Linked DNA regions of Homo sapiens: region 1 is linked to region 2. A link is a loop called in an ENCODE intact Hi-C map of the cell type or tissue named here. Cell type or tissue: dorsolateral prefrontal cortex. All regions are shown on one strand. Each heading gives the region's core, and the rest is flanking DNA. Links, peaks and the distances in the headings are about the cores only.

Evidence for each region. Hi-C counts contacts between places; a loop is a spot of excess contacts. Peaks named below come from ENCODE experiments on the same cell type or tissue, not always from the same donor. Only the 100,000 strongest peaks of a DNase experiment are listed, where the experiment ranks them.
Region 1: it touches region 2 in a loop (8-fold over the local background); 4 of 110 quality-filtered maps call a loop at or near these places.

The regions. Positions count from the first base shown.
Region 1 is chr7:51,061,095-51,064,001 of GRCh38, reverse strand. All of the region lies in intron 7 of COBL (cordon-bleu WH2 repeat protein), which reads left to right. Among named protein-coding and RNA genes, the nearest start is that of COBL, 250 kb to the left of the region's middle. RefSeq lists an enhancer at 753-1,258. In dorsolateral prefrontal cortex, for the core only: no CTCF peak of the experiment used is centred there; a DNase peak (open chromatin) is centred at 1,176; H3K27ac peaks cover 2,112 bases.
Region 2 is chr7:51,011,247-51,014,153 of GRCh38, reverse strand. No RefSeq gene overlaps it. Among named protein-coding and RNA genes, the nearest start is that of GRB10, 230 kb to the right of the region's middle. RefSeq lists enhancers at 772-1,272, 1,273-1,773. In dorsolateral prefrontal cortex, for the core only: no CTCF peak of the experiment used is centred there; no DNase peak of the experiment used is centred there.

The DNA.
Region 1 (2,907 bases), core at 147-2,646, 50 kb before region 2:
AGCATGGGGCTAGAGCCAGGCTGCATGGACTCAGGGTTTGGGTCTGTTACTGGGTGATTTCAGGCAACTTGCTTAACTTCTCTGTGCCTGAGTTTCTTCATATTGAAAGAAAAAGTGCTTTTGAGAATTACACATACAAATACATGTAGAACATTTAGAAATGTTTCGGGGGCTGCTGGGTTGGAGTCAACAGATCCTAATTATTATGAAAATAGCCATAATTTAAAATGCAGAAGATCGTGCATTAAAATCTTGATTTCTTCTTTTTAAAAAAAGTTAGAGATAAGGCAACACCAGTTTTACTGCATGAAAGGAAGTGTGGGATGCATACTAGCTGCTTCTTGCAGGCACATGTAGGCACCAGGTTTCCTCAGGGTCTTCGTGGGGCCACACCTGGCCCTCAGCCTGCCTCCTACTGCTGTCTGCAGACCTCTGTAGATGGATCAGTGCAGGTTCCCTGATTCAGTCATACTGGAGAAATGAAGTCACTCAAACCCTCATTTTTAAAAAGTCAGAAATATAAAGATTATGTTGTCAAATACTGCACAACCCTTAAAGAAAATGTTAGGCCGGGCACAGTGGCTCACGCCTGTAATCCCAGCACTTTGGGAGGCCGAGGCAGGCGGATCACCTGAGGTCAGGAGTTCGAAGCCAGCCTGGCCAATATGGCAAAACCCCATCTCTACTGAAAATACAAAAATTAGCCGGGCGCGGTGGTGGGTGCCTGTAATCCCAGCTACTCAGGAGGCTGAGGCAGGAGAATTGCTTGAACCCGGGAGGTGGAGGTTGCAGTGCGCCAAGATCACGCCATTGTACTCCAGCCTAGGTGACAGAGTGAGACTTCATCTAAAAAAAAAAAAAAAGAGAGAGAAAATGTTTAATTTTCTACTTCATACAGTCACACAAGTGATGTAGAGCAATTTCTGTCTTCCTTTTTCTTAGGAAGTTTAATAACTGTGCGTATTGCCTTTGACAGAGTGCTGAAGGTGTGCCCCCTACAGCTTATAAAAATGAAGTGCCTGCCCTGCAGTGCAGAGCGTCTCACTGTTTTGGGGGCTGCTGGGTTGGAGTCCTGAGCAAATGCATGTCAAGGACTCAGGACTTCACCGTGGTTGCTCCTGTGTGTGCCCCAGCGCTCTCCACGGGTGTCTCACAGCCTCTTCCAGGACAGCTGAGCCGGGACCAGCAGCCTTGCTCATGCCACCCCCTGCAGACGCAGTCCCTGGTGCTGGCAGGCACGACTCCTGGGATGGCAGGCTGAGAGCTTCCTCAGATGGCACATTGAGCCATGCCCCTGGCTGACAAGGGAAAGATCATTTTCTCCTCCAGCCCCTGCAGATCAGCAAGCGCCCACGTTTCCATGCAATGATGAAACACACAAGTAAATAAGCCATGATGTTGTCTGGGAATGCTTCAGCCAGTGTGGCTGGTCTTAAACTGGTCTAGTTTAGTTGAGACACTTGGAGTGGCCACTTGTTGGCCACTTCAGAGAAACCAGCAGTGTTAATTGGAAGCCTCTCTCCAAGTCTCAGCAGGCCAGCCGAGCGCCGGGACACCATGGCTCTGACTTAAGCCTTTGCCCTGAAGTCATGCTGTGACTCAGGGGCTGACCCAGAGCTTGGGATTATGGAGGCTTTGGAGAAGCAGCTGCACCTTCAAGCAAGTTTCCTTGGATGTATCTCCTGCCACCTCTCACAGACGCAAATTAAAGAGAGAGAGAGAGAGAGAGAGAGACATGAACTGTTGTTACTGCAGCAAACATCCACACTGTATCTGCTGTCAGGGTTGCATCCTGGGAAAGCTAATTTTGTAGACTTAAAGTAATGAATAATTAGACCATTGCTAAATGTATGTTTTATTTTCTGAACAAATTCAAAGCATTAGAAAGATAATGAAGATTTTCTTAAAATTAGGCCTATTTTAACCCTCCCTACTGTTTAGCCCTAATGGAATATTTATTCCAAAATCTCTATTAGTCAGGCTTCTCCAGAGATACAGAACAATAGGATATATTTATGAGTGTGTGTGTGTGTGTGTGTGTGTGTGTGTGTATCTATGGTGGGGAGAGATTTTTTTTTATAGGGATGGCCTTGTGTAATTATAGAAACCAAGAAGTTTGACCATTTGCCATCTGTAAGCTGGAGACCCCGGAAAGCTGGTGATGAGATTCTATCCAAGTCTCAAGGCCCCACAACCTGGAGCTCTGATGCTCAAGCACAGGAGAAGATGGGTGTCCCAGCTCAAACACAGAGAACACATTCACCCTTCCCTGCCTTTTTGTTCTGTTCAGACCCTCAGCAGATAGGATGCCTGCCCACAGCGGTAAGGGCACATCTTCCTTACTGTCTGTCAATTCAGATGCTGATCACTCTGGTAAACAGCCTCACAGACACACCCAGAAATAACGTTTCACCACGTACCCGAACACCCCTTGCTTAGCCATTGCAAATTCACCCCTTGCCAACTCGCCCCCTATATGCATGTCTTTTTCTCCAGAGAAAGACAAAACAAGGTCACAATTCCAACTGGCATGACACTGCTGTCCTGTATACAACCGAAAATGCACTCATCCCTTCCAGAAGAGAAGGTAAAGTCCTTGAGTTGATGTTTACTCTCTCCTGATATCCTGTAACTTAAAATACTATGATGTAAAATTATCAACAATTAGACACTGCTATGGAAGTCGCGTATGTCCCATGTTAAGGGAATAAGGGGAAAGAAAACAAAGATATTTATATGTATATATACATATATACACACACACACACACAAACATATTCTTAACAAAATGAGAAGGAAATACTCATTGACAATTACTGTTTTCATTTCTAAAACTAGTCACATCACAGCTGGTATTTATAATGTCTTCTACCCATTCTGTATTCCCCTTGCCTTCAGCAAGCACCT
Region 2 (2,907 bases), core at 97-2,596:
TTCAGGCAGGAGGAAGGAGGAAGCAGCTCCCCCATCTCCACGGGCATCTCCCGCAGCCATCAGGCGTCTGCTGCTTCCACTCCGTGGCCTCTCTTGTCACCGTCCTAACAGTGTGGCCTCTGACCTGTTCCCCTCTTCCTTACACTGACCTCAGAGCTAACCAAGCGCCAGAGCCTTCCCAGACCCGAGCTCACTGAGGGCAGCTCACCGTGCTCAGGTGAGGAGTCGGGGAGCGATAGGGGACCCAGTGCTGAGCCATGGGGCAAGCTGACCTTTATCATCCTGACTTCAGCGTCAGATTTCTCAACTGGTTTGGAACTTAAAAGGAACAAAAGTGTCATCACATCAGTTAACAAGGGAGAAAGAAAAGAAAAGGGGCAAAGAGAAAGACCAATACGACCACCGAACCCAAAGCCCAGCAGGGCCGTCCTCCCAGCCCGCAAGTCCACCGCTGTGTTCACCCCTTCTTATCTCGACCCTGTGGGGGACGAGGGGAGGAGGCAGACTGAGTGCATGACGCCAAGTTGGCCCTGGACAGGTCCCGTGGCAGCTCCCACTCACTTGTTTCAGGAGCCTTTCGACACACAGCGACATCACCAGAGTGCAGTTCTGAAATCTAACAAATCGGGAAGCTTCCTCCGGGATGGCGGCACGGGGAGAGCAAGGACAGGGAGGGAAGAGGGGCATCCAAGAAGGCTGCCCTTCCCTGCTTCACTCCCCACATCTTCCTGACTCCTGTGCTGTGTAAGGGAGCTTTCCAGGGCCCAAACACCTCCGCAGATTGGGTTGCAGCCATGGTTGCTCCTCGTTTGATGTACTATGTGGGGATGTGGCATCTGGGCACAGGTGTGCCTGCTCCTGTGGACTTGGATTTAGAGCACTGACTGATCCCAGCTTTTGCCCCAGACTAATGGGCTTTATTGGAGTGGAGATCTATGGATGCTTTTCTTACTCTTAAGAATTTTATTTTTTCCTATCACAAAGAACCATACTGTAACCGGGGAGGGGACTGGACTGGCTTCTGGGAGGCAGGAGGGAGGGCTGGGAAGATCCAGGCAGGGGACAGCATGCGGGATTTGGACAGTGGCTATCTAGGAAATGAGGGGAGGCTGAGCCCTGTCTGCGTGTGGCAGGGTGTGGTGTCCACTTGCTTGATTGGGAAGGAAGGGGACGGGGCAGATGGGAGGTTTCCAGCAGTCTGAGGCACCAGGCTGTACCGCTGGCCCTGACAGGGCATGGAGGCTGGGGCTGCAGTTGTCTTTGGTGTGCTGTTCTCAGGCAGATCCTCCTCAGCTCCCAGAGGCACCTCCCAAGGGGCTGAACATCAAGCATAGCAAAGCCTCCCTCTGCCACCCATCTCCTAACAGGTGCCATGGAGCTCTCCACGGGACATCTATGGCACCAGGTCCTACAAATGGGAGCCAGGGCCAACGTCACCACCCCCTTCTCTGTAGTCCAGTGCCAGGAGGCAGGCACTGGGCCCTGGCCTGATGGTGATGCCAGCAGCCAGCAGGATCCAAATAAGAGATGTGGACCTGATGGGGATGTCCCAGTGGGAGGGCCACCCGCAGCCTTGGGGTAAAGTGCTTCAGGGACTGAAGCAACCTTGCCTTTCCGTTGTCACCAAAGGTCTCCTTCCTTTCCTTCCTTCCTTTCTCTGTCTTCCTTCCTCTCCCTCCTTTGCTTCCTCTCTTTCCCTTCTTTCCACCTTCCCTTCTTCCCTTCTGTTCCTCCTCCCTTCCTTCCCTCCTTCCTTCCTTTTGTCTTTTCTTCCAACCAACACTAAGAGAGCTTCTCTAAGCCAGACCCTGTGATGAGTGCTAGGGGGAAATTACAAATTAATTTAGTCTCTGCCTTCCAATAAGCCCACTAGTAGAGGGGCCACATGGCATTGGCCAATCACGGTGAGTGAGCCTGGTGTCCCAAGAGAGGGGAGACACAGGGGAGAGGCAGGGAATTCTTCCAGAGGAGGGGCTGGGCAGAAGCTGTGAGCTGATGAGCGTGGAAGAGTCCAGTCATTCTCAGCAGGGTGAAAGAGCAGTGGCAGCCAGCCAGGCAGAGGAGCAATACCTGAAAATGTCCAGAGGCCGGGAACACATGCCAGGACCTTTCAGGGGTGTGCTCCTGGGGGAACGCAGGGTGATTCCGTGCCATGTTATTTCCACCACTGAGACAGGCCCAGGATGGAGATTGTCACCTGGAAATCCAGAAGTTTCACTGAAGATGCAAAGGTGTTCAAAGCTGAAGAGTCAGGAAGTGATGAACTTGGCTCCTGCTCATGAGTGATTAGGCCAAGCGCCCAACCGGGGCTCTGGTTAAGTAAGAACAGGGGGAAGTAGCTCCTGCAGGGCTGGCTGGAGCCCACTCTCATTCCTAAAGGAAAAAGCCATGTGTTACAGTGGTTGCACTCAATTTCCAGACCCTTCATATAGATGCAGAGACCTTGAGGAGCATAAGTGAGGTACAAAGGTGAAATTCTCAGCCCGTTGCTGTCCATGCATTGCTGTCCCACCCATGTCCTTAGCAGGGGCTCTCTGGGTCTCCTGAGGACAGGGTCGGTGGCTTCTGCCCAAGCCCCACCCTTACACACAGACCCCCTGCTTCCTCCCCTGGCATCTGGGTACCCCACACTGCAGACTGTGTGGTGGGCCAGCCCTGATGGAGAGACCCGCCCAGGAAAGCAAAGGGCTAGCAAGGCACGCGGTGAGTTGGTGGCAAGACTGTGGCTTCAGTTGGTGCCTCTCCACTCAACTTGGAAAACACCGAGCTATGTGTGTTTCCCCAGACACACCATGTGGACTCTTCCATGCTTTGCACTAGAACTCCTATTCATCCTCCAAAGCCCAGCCACGTCCCATGGGAGACCAGGCATCCTCATGCCGCTGCCCTGTGGAAGGTGGCACCTCA